Regions from separate parts of the Mus musculus genome. Here region 2 is linked to region 1. A link is a loop called in an ENCODE intact Hi-C map of the cell type or tissue named here. Cell type or tissue: left cerebral cortex. All regions are shown on one strand. Region 1 overlaps Ints10 (integrator complex subunit 10). Region 2 overlaps Atp6v1b2 (ATPase, H+ transporting, lysosomal V1 subunit B2).

Region 1 (8,000 bases):
ATGGTGCCGGGAGTGGTGGTGCACGCCTTTAATCCCAGCAGTCGGGAGGCAGAGACAGGCGAATTTCTGAGTTTGAGGCCAGCCTGGTCTACAAAGTGAGTTCTAGGATAGCCAGGGCTATACAAAGAAACCCTGTCTCAAAAAAAAAAAAAAATAACCAACCAAACTAAACAAACAAACAAACAAACAAAAACCAAAAAAAAAAGAAAAGAAGGAACACGGTGAATTTGCTGTGTCTGACTTTCTTTCTTTCTGTCATCTAGACCCATCCATTTTGCCAAAAATGATGTACTATCAAGTCTTATAACTAAATATTATTGTAATATACCTATATCACACATTTACATTTTATCTACTCATGGGCATTTAGATTGATAGTCACTACAAACGGTACAGTAACAAACACAAATATGCAGATGTTTCTTTGATATGCTAATTTCCTTTAGAAACAACAGTTAAGGTAGGTCTACTGTCAGATTATGTGCCCCCCACTATTTTGCATAAGAGCTGTACTAATTTACATTCCTGTCAACAGCTCAGTGTTAGTTTTTCTCCATACTAAGGATTTATTATTTCTCATCTTTACATCATTGCATTAGTCACTTCAAGTTCTTCTGAGACGTTTATTCATATTGAATTATTCCTTATTGTTTGCATGAGGGGTGGACTCCCCTTCTGACCTGCAGCTACGAACAAAGACAATCTCACGACAGAAGCCTGCCAGGTTAACTAACTCTTCTCTGCAGGACTTCACACAAGATGGAGCTCTTAACATCATCTCTTTTTAAAATTATTTTGTTACTAGTACTACTACTAGACAGAGTTTCTCTCTGGCTGTTATTATTATTACTATTATTATGATTTTAAGTCATGGTTTCTCTGTAAAGCATTAGCTATCCTGAAACTCACTCTGTAGACCCTGGCCTTGAAGTCTGCTTTCCAGCACTGTCTGTGTGTGCATGAGTGTGCTCGTGTGTGTGTGTGTGTGTGTGTGTGTGTGTGTGTGTGTGTGTGTGCGCGTGTGTGCGTGTGTGTGTGTGCGCGTGTGTGTGCGTGCGTGTGTGCGCGTGCATGTGTGTGCGTGTGTGTGTGTATGCGCGCGCGTGTGCGTGCGTGTGTGTGCGTGCGTGTGTGTGTGTGTGCGTGTGTGTGTGCGTGCGTGCGTGTGCGTGTGTGGATGCGTGTGTGTGGCGCAGTGTGTGTGTGCGTGCGTGTGTGTGGCGCAGTGTGTGGGTGCTATGAGAGTACAGTAAATGCATGTGCATGTGAAGACCTGAGGTTGACGTCCAAACTCTTTCTTGGTCACTTTCTGCACTCCTTATTGAGAAAGGGCTCTCCCTGAGGCTAGAGAAAGCCAGTTGAGACTTGTCTAGCTGGCCAGTTTGCCTCCTTAGCGCTGGGATTACAGGCAGCGGTTGGGCCCGCCCAGCTTTAGTCTTGTTCCTCACACTTGTATGATGAGCACTTTATCCAGTGAGCAATCGCTCATCCCCATCCAATAGCATTTTAGGTGTTTACCCTTCAGTTAGGAATCTTTGGATCAAAAAAAAAAAAAAAAAACTACCCTCTTCTCTTGCAAAACTTCCCCAAAGAAGTGTATCTGTGCATGACACTGATTTTTTAACAAACTGGTTTTGTTTTCTACACAACCAAAAACTTTGAATTCTAGAAATCAACTCTTCATTACCGTCTCCCTTTATCCATCTGCCATTCGCATCTCATTCCAACAACATTCAGAATCTTAAACAACCTCTCCCAGGGGTCGACGATGTGGGATGATTTCTCAGTCAGTCCTTCTATTATGTACTTCTGAGAGCTACGCTTGCTAGGCGACATTAAATCAGATGTATCCTGTGCACCTGACGTGTGAGAGAAAATAACCCACAATTAGTATCACTACTTATTTATATGGTACTTGACAGAGAAAAAAAATCTGACTCTTCATTCACAAGACAAAAGTACTGTACATCACAGTGGGGGCGGGGAAGCTCATAGGGATAGAAAAAAAATTAAAACAAAAACCCCATAAGCTACAATTATTACTACTTAATTATGCGGCACTGGATAGAGACGAGGAAGATCTAAATCTTCACTCAAACGGATGACTGACCACTGACCCTGACACATCAGCAGCACAGCGCCCTAAAGGGCGTCTCCTCAAAGATGATGCTGGAACTGAGAAGCACTGATTACCCAGGAGCAAAGAGCTAGAAAAGAGGCAAGAGAGGAGGAGCCGAAGCAGCTGAAGGACCCCAGGGCACGTCACAGCTCCCCACAAAGTCTGGAAACCGACACTGACACCCAAAGGTCCTCACAGAGCAGAGCACACTGCTTAGAGGGAAATCTGAGATTATAAAAAACAACCAAACAAACAAACTAATAATGACCAAGCAAAGCCCAAGTGGCACAGTCCTGCAAAAGTGACAGTTCCCCAAGGAGCCCGCCCACAGGTCCTTCTCCCAGGATCTCCTCAGGGCTAATGATGGACCTGGGGTGGAAGATAGGTCAGCAGCCTATCACTGAACACTCCTGCCTTTGTTGTTTTAATGGCTGCTCACTGAGGGGTATAGTTTTGGGTGGTTCTCTCTCTTTTTGTCCCTTCTTTTTTGTGTTAGAAAGCTTTATTTTTCTCAATTCATAACATTTTAATTAAAATATAATTATATAATTTCCCCTTCCCATTCCTCCCCACATCTGACCCTCCAATCCTAAAGTTTAAAACATAAAAAAAAAATATCCTGGTGAAAAAGTTATAAAGTCCCAAAGAAACTATTTGTCCAGCTAAGCAATGTGTTTAAGTATTAAAAAGAGTCAAAAGGTTTTTTTAAATAAAAAACTTTAAAGTTATAATAGTAATTTATTAGTAAAGAAAGACAAAACTTTTATGCATGCCTTTATCCCAGCACTTGGGAGGCAGAGGCAGGCAGATTTCTAAGTTCGAGGCCAGCCTGGTCTACAAAGTGAGTTCCAGGACAGCCAGGGCTACACAGAGAAACTGTCTCGAAAAACCGAAAAAAAAAAAGCCAAAAAACTTTTAATAAATTTTGCATAGGCTGAGTTTATAAGTCCACAGCTGCATGCAGTGAAATGAGGCCTTCAATTCCCCTGAACCCTGCCACACCCAGTTAACTTTCAGTCCTGCAAGCTCCACCTATGGCAAGTGCCACAATCAGCTGGATCGTCTCTTACATACAATGTTCAATTAGGAGTTCTCCATATTTAGGAATGCTGAGATACACAAACACCACGTGCCACTGTTGTCTACAGTATTCAGTACAGTAACTGTACTGGTCTGTACCTTAGAGGCAGTAAGCTATTCCACATAGAATTAGCCCATGGCATAGTGGGCTATACCATCTAGCTTGGTATACCTATGCTGTTCATACAGTAAATCGCTAACAGCACACGTGTGGGATGACTGTAGTGGCTGGTCAAAGCAGGAAGTGGCTTCTGAACTATGGCACCTGTGTGATGCTTAGCAACCAGACTATTTCAGTCAAGTAGGAAAAATATCAGCTCTTAATTATTACATACTTTTTTCCCTAGAGTCACCTTTTAGAAAAACTACCAAACAAGTACATATCCAGAGAGTGACAATCAGTGGGCCTTCTAAATGACTTTAGCAAAGCCAGTCTAAGCTTGCACCTACCTTGATGCTGATTTTCTGACTGTGTGGACCGAGTGACATAGTTGATGTAAAATTCAGCTGCTTTGTTCAAGTATTTATATAAGAGATTGGCGGGCAAGCGGACATCATGGTTGTTGATTATTAGAGGAAGGACATCACAAACTGTTGGAAGGAGGAAATGGACTCATCAGGCTGTTTACACTAGAGTTCAGACAGAAACTAATCCATTTTCCTGTTCACTGAACCTAGTGTCTAAAACATACAGGGGAATTCACTTGTGGCACAACTGTTTAAATCAGCTGTACAAACAGACATCAGTGGAGGGAGCAGGAAGGAACACAAACGCCTGTGGATCTGACACCACGGACAGATCTGCCACTGGCCCTGTGAGGAGGCACAAGTGTCCATGACTAGGCTTCATATGTACACATATGCTATACACATGCTATCAGAGATTTGGCATGTTAAATAACTCAACTAAGAGTTGTTTAAAATGCTTTGCAGCTTGAGAATATAAAAGCAAGATTAAATTTTATGACAAAGAGCTCATTTGCTGTATATGTGACATAACTCCTGAAATGACAATTCTAGGTATTCCACTTACCCCCCCCCAAAAAAAAAAACAATAAAAATTCAACGTTTCTTACCAAATAGCTTTCTAAAGCAGTTAACAGGAGAGTCTTGTTCTTCAATGGTTTCAGCTTCCAGCAGGGCCTCCCCGAGGCCAACCTGTTTCAGAATAAAATATCATTTAAATGTGTGCAGTGCAAGATGTCAGAATTATGGGCAGCAGCAGTATTCTCTTATTTATCACATAGAGTTTTCAAAGAAACAAACAGTTCTACTTTAAGGACTAGAAACACCAGAGTACGTCAGTGACACTGCCGGGAAGATCAGGTTCACCGAGTACCTGTCCATTCTGGTCTCACTCCGCTCTGAACTCGCAGAGTTAAAGGGGTAACAAAATGTCCACGGAAACCCCAGCATAACACTGGAGGGAAAGCAGATAATGATAGCTGGAGAGATTTTCTAAGAAACTAGAAACCAACTTTACACTGTCAAGACACACAAGACTAACAATGCTTACTCTCGGAGACCCCAGAAGACCACCAGTATGTGAAATACTGGACAAAATGTCTTGGGTTTTCAGACCACCTTCCTCTCATAGGTGTCCTAGCACAGCAGAAAGTCTCCTATCAAAATGCACCCAAATGTTCAATTCATTCTCTTTGCAGTACTGTAGAGATCTCCGAGGTGAGAGCGAAACAGTGCAAAAGATCACATGACTTACAAAGTTAAAAGCCACTGCAATGATCAAAGAATGTATGGTCCGAGTTGTGTCCTCCAAACTCATATCCACCGAGGACCTAAGAATACATATATTCTGTATATATGTATGTATAATATGTGTGTGAGTGTGTGTGTGTATGCATGTATGTGTATATATATGTCTGTGTATAGCCACGTGTGGCTTACAATAGGGGTATGGCCTAGGAAATGCATCATTAGGCAATTCATTCACAGAGTATACATCACAAACCATACTGTCCCCGGACGGTTTAATTTCACAGGACCACTGTCATGTACATAAACCATTACTGACCAAAATCACATTATGGGCTTCATGACTGCATAGCTCATCTTCAGGGAAAAGCACTCTATGTAGATAAAGTTAGTTAAAATGAGGTCATTTTGGAATAGCCAAAACGTAGTGACTGGCATCCTAAAGAATGCCAAGGAAAGAGAGAGATACACAGAGGAAGGACCAGGTAACAACTGAGCCAAGAACTGGAGTGAAACAGCTAATAACTGACACCGCTGGAAGAATATCTCCTGGAGCCTTTAGGGGGAATACCAACACCTTCCTTTAGGATTGATTGCAGCTTTCAGAATTGTGAAAAAATACCCCACTTCTGGTGTGCTATAATGGCAGACATAGAAAGCTAGTCAAGGAAATATGGAAAAAGTTAACTAGGCCAGGCACTAGAAAAATGACAGGGGAAAAGCCAACAACAGACTTTGAATAAAAGGAATGAATGGTTTGAGCTGTGACGACCCATGGGTTACAGGAAGTTAGTAACATTTAGAACTAAGTTTCTTTGGGGTAAGTAACACCAACCCACCAACGTTTGCCAGCAGCACTCACTACGCATCCTAGAACTAGGGAAGTGCCAGACTAGATGAGCCAACAGGCTCGAAGTGCAGGAACACTTGAAAATATAAACTATGACTCCTATTTATTTCAAATTCACTTATTTATGGGTCTGGGGTAGCAAATGCACCATCATGGCACTAAGGTAGAGATCAAAAGACAACTTGCTGTAATCAGTTTCCTTCTTCCACCATGAGGGACCTAGGGGTGGGACTCAGCTTGTCAGGCTTGGCAGCATTTTTACCCACTGATCCATCTGGCCAGTGCTCTGACTCTCACTTAAATGCTAACACATTGTCAAACCCAATGGAAATAAGTGACTTTCTACTATTCAGATTGCCAGTGAATACTACTGTTGACACTTGGGGACTATTCCTTAGGCTGATAAGGCTGTGTGTCAGGAGCCATCTAGGAGAGGCAAAAGCTAGCAGTTGACTTTTCTGCAGATGGTCCACCGTTTTTGCATGGTCTGTGATGGGTAAATTCTGAATTGCAAGGTCTTCAGAAATCTCATCTCTGGATTGATTCTTATTGCTGTTATGCCCTTTCTGGTCATTATTAAATTAGTCTAATAATTCCTAGGCATTAGCCCACCCTACTGGGCAGATTTTCTGCAGATCAACAAAGATGTACTCTCTTGTAACAATGCTGAACAGGCAAATTGATGATTTCATAATTCTTAATAAGGATTCTATAGAATTCCTAAATATATACCGGTAATTTTGAGCTCTCTATACAAAAGGCTGCAATTAAGGCTCTGTAAACCGTCCTGTATCATGGGCTAATTGTACTAGGATAGAAAGCAGGCTTGAGCAAATTCATGATCAGGGAAAACATTCCTTCTGGGTTGGTTGTGAAACCATTATTTTATAACTGAGGTCGTAAACTGGGAATGGATAATTGATTGTAGGTGCAAGGACAGAAGATAAAATATTGACTAGCTTTTTCTATATAAACTTCAATACGAATCAGAAACAAGGCAGATGATTTGCCTCTTGACAAAACTGTGCTAACTTAAGACCTAAGAATTATTGTTTTAGACTCCTAATGAACCTGTGGGAGCTAGTGACAGATAATCAATGTTTAATTAAATAACTAGTCTTAACAGAAACACATGTAAACCGTTCTGTTGTAACTTCTTTTCAATTTAAGATTTGAATTTATATTTGAACTTTTGAGAAAAGATGCTTAGCAGACCATGTGATCGCGTATCCTAAAAAAGTACAAGAACGAGGAACAATGCCAGTAAGAGGAGAGCAGAGCAGAGAGAGCAGGCAGGCTTCTTCTTACCACGAGGCAGGCTTCTTTTTTCTCTCTTTTTTAAAGCAGACTGGATGTGAGATTTATTATTGAACATGATTTGGTGGGGTATAGGAGAACACTGTGGAAGCCTTCAGGAATGCAGTGCGCTCTCTCCACTTGTTCTGGGAACCACAACTGGGGATATATTTGACACCACAGCCATCAGGTATGGGCTGCTTCTCAGCAACCACACCTTCACATTCATCTGCATTAACCCTGGTGAAGCCTCGCTTCTTAGAGATGTGGACTTCTGCTGGCTGGAGAGCTTGAACTTGGCTCTGCAGAGAGCCTCACGTTCCTTATCCTGCAGCTTGGTGTGGATGGACACGATGACCTGGCCATGTGAACCCTGGCCACTCTGCCCTGGGGCTTCCCATAGGCACCATGCATACCCGGAGCCTGTCAGCCCCAGCACTGGACATCTTGTTGATACGGATGACATGGAAAGGGTGGAGCCTCACTCGGATCTGAAAGCCATCCTTGCCGCAACTCTTTAGCATGTATCTGTTGGCACAAATACGGGCAGCCTCTAGTGCTTCAGAAGAGAGCTGTTCTTATTCATCTGACTCCATATGGCCACAAAGTGGGAATTCATCAACTTTCGCTTTCTTCTATCCCAAGTCAAAGATGCGGATCTTAGCATCAGGGACACCACAAAGAAATGAGACTTTGGGTATGGCTTGTTCTTACAATACCAGTAACACCTTACTGGTGGGGTGACAGCCAGTTGGTGGTGTACCAGAGGAAAAAAAAGACAGTTTTTTCTTAACTGAAGCTTTTTTTTTTTTTAATTGACAAGGTTACAGGGCTTTTTCATACTCAATAAAAAGGAAGAAGTTTTTCGTTCTCTGAGCAATAAAGGTAGAGCTTATATTTCATCCAGAATGACTGAGTTCCATGATGGTGCTTACTCAATGA
Region 2 (8,000 bases), 300 kb before region 1:
CCAAGGCCAGAAGATGTCAGTCCCTCCAGATCAGGAGTTACAAATAGTGTGAGCCAGCGTGTCGGTCCTTTTGCAAAAACACGAAACGCTTTTAACCACTGAGTCACCTCTGCAGCCCCCAAGCTTGGTATTTTAACCCTGATTAGCATTTTTTTTTTTTTTTGAAAAGCAGGCTGCTTTGTTCCAGAGAGTTATTCCAACCAAACCAGTACTGAGATTCTACTCGTATGGGAAGAAAAGAAGAGTGACAGAAAGAAGAGTTATGGGTAAGCCAGCAGAAAAACATCTTTCAGACCTCATCCTTAGAAAAGCACACGTACCAACTGGTTAGACACATCAGCGTGATCCTTTCTGGTCATTCCTTCTCCGATAGCTGACTTCATTAACCGAGAGAGTGAGGGCAGCACATTAATAGGAGGGTAAATCTGGGGTGAGGCAGGAAGAGAAGAGCCTCTGTGAACGTCAGGCTTCACTGTACAGAAACATTAAAGTCACCCGTGTCTCTCCTATCGTACACACATTTACAGGCACTGTTTCCCTAGGTGAGGCCTGGGACCTTATCTTCTAGGAAACAGTAGTGACAAATGCCTGGGACACAGTATTTCTTTTGAGAATTAGATCTAATACAGTGGAATAGAGAAAGCACAGCATTGTTCTGGAAATCTAGTTTCAACTGCCTAGACTACCAAAGTATCTACCTAAGCAGTCTCCTGCATGGACTCAAAAATCTTATAAGCAAAATGAAAAGATTATAATAATTTCCCCTAAAAGATGATCTTAGAAATCTGATGCAAAGCCAACAAAAATCATGTTTTTTTTTCAGATCATGCCATATAGTAGCACTTCTAGCATAGAATTCCCTGCCCCTACCCCCCAAAAAAAGTTCCTTGAGACAACTGATGCCATTTAAAGGCAAATAAATAAAAATAGTGATTTTTAATTCTTACTCTGCTTACTAGGAGAAAACAGTTCCAAAGAGCAAACTAAATCAGCAGAAAGTGACGAGTAGCTTCATGCCCCCAGCACTGTCCAAGAGTCAATACCTGTCTGTTGTGCAGCTGTCTGTCCACATAGATCTGGCCCTCAGTAATGTACCCAGTCAAGTCAGGGATGGGATGAGTGATATCTGCCAGAGGAAGACATAAGGCATTAAAGTACATCTCTCTCACCTGTTTGTGAAGCGCTATAGAGAACCATTTTCTGCAGTGATGTATTTGTGCTGTGATGTATATAGTGTGTGATTGTTAATGTTGTCAGCTGAATACAACCCAGGAAAAGTGTCTTGGTTGGTTTGGTCTGCAAGCATATCTGTAGGGAATTATCTTTTTTTTTTTTTTTTTTTTTAAGTTTTATTTATTTAATGTATGAGTGCTCTGTTGCATATACACTCACGGGCCAGAAGAGGGCATCATATTCCCTTATAGATGGTTGTGAACCACCCTGTGGTTGCTGGGATTTGAACTCAGGACCTCTGGAAGAGCAGTCAGTGCTCTTAACTGCTGAGCCCTCTCTCCAGCCCAGGATGAGGATGAAAGCACTCTGTAGGCGAGGTGTGCTGACCTGCGTGTGAGGCAATGAAGACACTGAGCTTCGAATTCCTCTGCTTAACCACGGTGTGACGTGACTAACTGTTTAACTCCTGCCTCCACTTTCTTACAATGACAGACTGTAATCTGGAATTATAAACTGAAATATACCCCTTTCTCTGTCAGGGTGTTCTGTCACAGCAATAGATATGGAAGCAGGACAGAGCAGCATTTGCTAAACATGGCTGCTGAGCACCTGAGCGTGGCTAATGAAACTGAAGGACTGAATTTCAAATTTCATTTTAATCAACTTGATTTTAAATATAGGGCAATGTGCCTCGCAGCTATCATATTAAATGGCCATTTCATTTGTTTAGTTACAGTAACTCCAACATGTGTTGCACACTATGAAGTACCTGTGGATGCAGACCGCTGCTCTGTGTCTGCCCTTCTCAAACAGGTCATGCAGCACAACTGACTTCTGAACCTAAGAGACCACTCTACTTCCCTGTGCCTCAGCACCTCTGCCAGGCATTCAGCAGAGCCCCACACTGAGCACACGCAGCCTTGCTGCACTGAGGCCTTCCTTACACAGGCCCAGGAAAAGCAAGCTGCTTCCTACTCAAGTTAAATATCTCAGAAGTCTGGGGCCTTTACATCTATACTCTTCACTGCAAGTTTAACTATTTACTATAACTCTGAAGGACTGGCAAGAAAATCCAAGTAGCTTACATTAAGTAGAAACAAATTCTTCATAACTAAAATAGTGCTCTGAAAATAGCAGCCATTCAATTAATACTCATAAATGAAAATTTAAAATTCAAGTTACAAAGAAAATTGCTTTTCTTACAAACAGTGGTAAGGACAATTAGAAATAATCTTTAACTGAAAATGGCATTTGGGTATAAGTATCTATTTAAGGTTAAACTTTGAGGTCAAGCTCTCAAAAGGATTGTAACTCAAAAAGGCAGACAGCTGACTTCTGCCCTACCAGGGCTAACGAGCTGGAAAAGGCACTTGGCACCAGGCCCGATGACCTGGGTTCCCTAGGTCCTACATATTAGGAGAGAATGAACTCTGGTCAAGTTGTTCTCTGACACTGTGGAAAGCACTCCCCCTGCCCCCATACACATGAATAAATATTAACACATACATACACATTCTCACAAATAAGAAGCCCTTACAATAATTAAGTCTAGAGCAATCAAAGATGCAAACTTACCGTCATTGGGCATGGTGAGAATAGGGATTTGGGTAATAGAGCCGTTTCTACCTTCCACTCGACCGGCACGTTCATAGATTGTGGCTAAGTCGGTATACATGTAGCCTGGGAAGCCTCGCCGACCAGGGACCTCTTCCCTGGCAGCTGAAACCTGATAACAAATCAAAGAAGAGTGTCATGACATGTCAGAGTAAGAAAAGGTCTGGTTAGAAGGTCTGTTTGAATATGTCCAACAAAGTGTTAACTTAGACATTTGTAAAGCAAGAATGCTGAAAATGAAAATGAATCAGAAATTCAGTTGGGGCTGGAAGCGTTGGTGCTACTCTCAGATTCTATTCATATGGTCATTTCCGCGATTTTAAGTTTGCTAAGGAGTATACATTTCTCAGCTCTGAATGGGTAGTAATCTTTGAAGTTTAGGGACACAAAAACATTCTGCTCTTTTTATAAGGCTTACTTCTGTGTTTAAAAATAAATAAGTGAATAAGTAAAATAAAAATGGGCGACAATAATAAATACTATGGATAAATAAATTCTGTGAAAGTAATTTAGTTGGGTATGGTGGTATACACCTGTAATCCCAGCATGGGAAGGCTAAGGCAGGAGGTCTTAAACATGAACTTGTGGCTAAGTCGGTGTACATGTAGCCTGGGAAGCCTCAAGGTCTCAACAGAAGTTCAAAGATAGCTTGGACCACACTGAGACCCAGTCAAGTAGAGTTAATTCCAAAGCCTAAATTTTCAATTCATTAACTATGTCATGTTGCAAATCAATCCATTTTTACGTAAAACAGTCCCAATAAGGTCAAAATGAGGAGCACAAACCAAAAACCCATCACTTGTTACACTCACACATCAGTCAGTCAGATCTTCACAACAGCCAAACAAGAAAGTTTATCTAAAATTTGCAGCCAGAACCGAGCCTCAGGTAAGCTTCCCAAGAGCAAAGAGGCAGAACCCAGCGGCATAGACTGAGAATCCCAACACTTCGGAGAGGCAGGAGATAGAAGTTTAAGGTCAATCTCAGCTACACAGTAAGATTTCAAGGCCAGCCTGGGCTACATACGCACCTGATCAGAGAGCCAGGACTCTACCCCACCACACAAAATATAATTAAAGGTCTTCCTCAGAGACATGCATAGAAGAATAGGTACTTGCATAGCTCTACCATCACAAGAACCTAAGAGGATTGCCAATGTAGGATTCTTGCACTGCTACTCAAAGTGTGAGCCACAGACCTGTGTTCATCGATGCACAATAGAACTGTCATAGCAATCTCTAAGAACACTTGGATGCTAATGAATCTAACATGAAGTAAACCTAGGTTTGCCAGGAGTGGTGGCGCACGCCTTTGATCCCAACAAACAAAAATCTTTCTCTTAGCTCATTTTTTTTCGTTAACAAAGGTATGGATCTGCTTCAATGAAGACAAGACTCCAGTCTTTCAGAGTCAACGTAAACACTGTGACAATGTGGTAATGATCTTGGGGACTTTAAAATACAGGTCATTAGAGAGCAGGTTTCCTCAGTCTTTTTGTGCACTCAAGAGTTAACAGGCTTAGCAGGCTAAGAGTGTTGGCTGAGTTCCTGGGTTTGGTTTCAAGCACCCACACTGGGATCCTCACAGCCACCCACTTCCAGGCAATCGGTGCCCCCTTCTGGCCTCCGTGAGCACATAAACACACACACACACACACACACACACACACACACACACACACACACACACACAAATGTACACAGGGTTAACACACAGTATGGTCAGAAGTTCTTGGGAATGAAACACTACCATCCGCTTGTGGTGCTTTCTTACTTCTTCAGCCCTTGAGAGAGACAGTGACAGTTACTAATTTTAATCTCACTCTCTACTATTTCCAAGTTGACAGAGACAAAAAAAATTGTACTATCTGGGTGTTTTGTTTTGTTTTGTTTTGTTTTTTTCCCGAGACAGGTTTTCTCTGTGTAGCCCTGGCTGTCCTGGAACTCACTTTGTAGACCAGGCTGTCCTCGAACTCCGAAATCCTCCTGCCTCTGCCTCCCAAGGGCTGGGATTAAAGGCGTGTGCCACCACACCCAGCCTTGTACTATCTCTTTTATGATTAAAGAAAAACAGAAACTTACAAAAGATCAAGATGACCCTACTTGACACATTTTGTTTGAGAAAAGAAGGAAAAAAAGAAGGGAAGAGTTACCTCTCGCAGCGCTTCAGCGTAGGAGCTCATGTCCGTCAGGATCACCAGCACGTGCTTCTCACACTGATATGCCAGAAACTCGGCCGTGGTCAGAGCCAGGCGAGGAGTGATGATCCGCTCAATGCTGAAAGGGAACACACGTCCCAGGTCACTCAAAAGCCACAACCAAAACAAGGCTGCGACAGCAGCATTTTCCTTTTGACACTCTTAGTTCACAGAGGAGAGGAAAACAAAATTACTTTAAAGATGCCTCTGTAGGCAGTAACTCAGAGAGAAACAAGTTTTACTTACGTTGGGTCATTAGCCAGATTCAAAAAAAGGCAGACATTGTCCATTGAGCCATTTTCTTCAAAGTCAGATTTAAAGAACCGGGCTGTTTCCATGTTTACCTAAGTATCAGTGACGTCATCAGTGCAATGCAAAAGAACATTCTCAGCATCTATTTCTGAGGAAGGCCAAGCTATAAATCTAAATTATTCTGTTTTAAACAGTCAAGCTCTCTTCCTCTTTTTTCTTTCCTCCTCCTCTTCTTTCTCTGCATGTGTGCACAAACCTTCCTCTTTCTCTCCCTCCCCTCCCCATGGGGACTCCCCTGGCCTTAATTCTTGGGGCCAGTGAATTCCCAGAGGGCAGCTTCCCCATGAACCTGCCTTTAATATAACCACATACATATGTACGTTTCAAGCCTCCATTTTTTTCTTTTTTAAGTGCAAGTCAGAGTAAAGCACTTTGGCATGCAAAGTCTTATTAGGTTTCAGCTACATGCTAAATCTGACTCCTAAGTTTTGCTAAAATGCCAAGATACAGAGTTTCTATCTAAGAATAAAGTTGATTTTGTATAGTTTATCACCTCTTTCTAACAACAGTTAATTTTATGTTATTCCCAAACATAATACCATACTTACTCCCATAGCAGCAAACACAATGGCAAAATTTTCTTCACTATAGTCCACTACATCTTTGGATTTCTTTACCAAACCAGCCTGGCGACAGATCTGAGCTGCAATCTGTTAAGGATGAAAACTAAAAATCATATCCTGACAACAAAGTAATTTATTCTTCTCTCTTGAATACTTTAATTAGTAGCCTGAATTAAAACATCAAGTCCGTGGTAGGTAAGCTGATGTGTGTATTCCCCCCGTGACTACACACGGCACGACAAGTCCATCTGCCCTCACCTCGTTGTGTGGTAATCCAGCAGCAGAAAAGATGGGGATTTTCTGTCCCCTAGCAATACTGTTCATGCCATCGATGGCGGAAATGCCCGTCTGAATCATCTCTTCTGGATAGATCCGACACTGAGGGTTGATTGGCTGACCTGATGTATTCCAAAAAGGGAAAAATGTTAGTATGTCTGCACATTGGTCATGGATACAAACAAATAATTAAAAGGTCAGAACTCAAACAAAGAATTTCTCTGTATTTATCTATCTCCTTTCAATGTTACCATAACTATTCTCTCTCCGGTAAGGCTGCCAGTAGACAGAGTTAGTTTCCCCAACACTGACACCCATCTACTGCCCCTACCCATGATGTCAAGGAAGTCTTCAGCCAGCACCACAGGGCCTCGGTCAATGGGTTTTCCTGATCCGTTGAATACTCGACCTATACAACAGCAACAAGACAGAACAGAGTAAACCCATACTTCCCAATCTGTGCTTGTATGTTTCTAGATTTTAAATAAATATGTTTAAAAGGAAACAGATCTGTGTACGGAACGAAGAGTGATAGTCACTTACCAAGCATATCCTCAGACACTGGTGTTCGGAGAATATCTCCAGTAAACTCACAGGATGTTTTCTTGGCGTCTATACCAGATGTCCCTTCAAATACCTACCAAAAAAAGAGAATCAAGTAGAAGGGTAAAAGATATTTAGGTCAGGGACACTAACTAGACCAAAGGTCCTGCTTGCAGGGTCAAACATCCCAAGGAGCTGAGGACCTTTATGTGTAAAAAGGATGTTTAAAACAAAGAACAAGGAAAAAGAAACTAAGGACTTCTGGCCATCTTATAAATATAAAAAAACCAAAAAACCAATAACCCCCAGAACCCCATCCATCTACTTTTACAAATTTAACCTGCTACTGCCCTAGAATATTTTTTGGGTACATACTGAGAAATTTCTCTTTCTCTATAATAAAATAACATTAAAAGATAGGAATTTTAAGGAAGAAATCCAAGAGCTGAGTTAGGTACCATTTTGATGGCATCCGATCGCCAGTGAATGCACTTCTCATCACTGTCCTGTCACGGAACGATGGGCTTTGATTGGGAAATGCCTCAATGGTTCTGAGTGGCACTCACCTGAACCACTGCTTTGGAGCCACTAACTTCTAGGACTTGCCCACTTCTCTTTGTGCCATCTGGTAATGTCAAGTGGACAATCTCAGCGTATCTGGGAAACTAAGCAGGAGCACAGTGAGGGATTAGTAATCAGCATCCTAGACGGTACCCACGCTACTCTACGCATCTCCACCATGGCCTTGTTGTCTAGGCACTTTCTTCAACAAATACATGGGAGTTGCATCTGGATCCCTGTAACTTATATTACTAGTGTACAAAGTGGCAAACTAGTGCAAGGTACAGAGAGAAGGATATGATCCTACAAAAGCACAGCAATTACATTTAATAGTTTTCCTCTATGTGTATAGGTTTAGAGACTGCAGAAAGATATAAAGTTACCAACAATGTTTCTAGCACTCACAGATTGATGTTCACTGGGCTATGTTTATCTGCAATCACACAGGCCTCATGTAAGAGATGAAAGATAAATTGTTATTATGTAATATTATTATCAGACTAAGATAATGTGCAAGGTCTCCCTCAATCTAATCTAAACAGATATATATCCTCCTATGCAAGAATGTAGAATCTATATCTCTAAGATTCTCCTCTACCCCACAGCCCCATCCAGTTTTTTACACTGTTCATTTTTTAAGACACTATGTAATGTAACTCAAGCTGGCCTCAAACTCACTATCTATATCTAGTATCTAGTGTACACACACACACACACACACACACACACACACACACACACACACACACACACACAGAACC

The links. Hi-C counts contacts between places; a loop is a spot of excess contacts. Peaks named below come from ENCODE experiments on the same cell type or tissue, not always from the same donor. Only the 100,000 strongest peaks of a DNase experiment are listed, where the experiment ranks them.
Region 2: it touches region 1 in a loop (5-fold over the local background); 4 of 42 quality-filtered maps call a loop at or near these places.

What each region holds. Positions count from the first base shown.
Region 1 is chr8:68,798,673-68,806,672 of GRCm38, reverse strand. Ints10 (integrator complex subunit 10) reads right to left here. Exons shown (of 17, transcript NM_027590.4): 5 at 4,276-4,357; 6 at 3,650-3,790; 7 at 1,688-1,859. It also overlaps the pseudogene Gm15549. Among named protein-coding and RNA genes, the nearest start is that of Ints10, 8.7 kb to the right of the region's middle. In left cerebral cortex, no CTCF peak of the experiment used is centred here; no DNase peak of the experiment used is centred here.
Region 2 is chr8:69,100,708-69,108,707 of GRCm38, reverse strand. It overlaps Atp6v1b2 (ATPase, H+ transporting, lysosomal V1 subunit B2), which reads right to left. Exons shown (of 14, transcript NM_007509.3): 3 at 7,245-7,343; 4 at 6,679-6,772; 5 at 6,467-6,544; 6 at 6,118-6,257; 7 at 5,845-5,946; 8 at 5,231-5,328; 9 at 4,940-5,063; 10 at 2,749-2,899; 11 at 1,044-1,126; 12 at 321-425. Among named protein-coding and RNA genes, the nearest start is that of Slc18a1, 15 kb to the right of the region's middle. In left cerebral cortex, a CTCF peak has its summit at 1,405 (motif pointing right); a DNase peak (open chromatin) is centred at 4,369.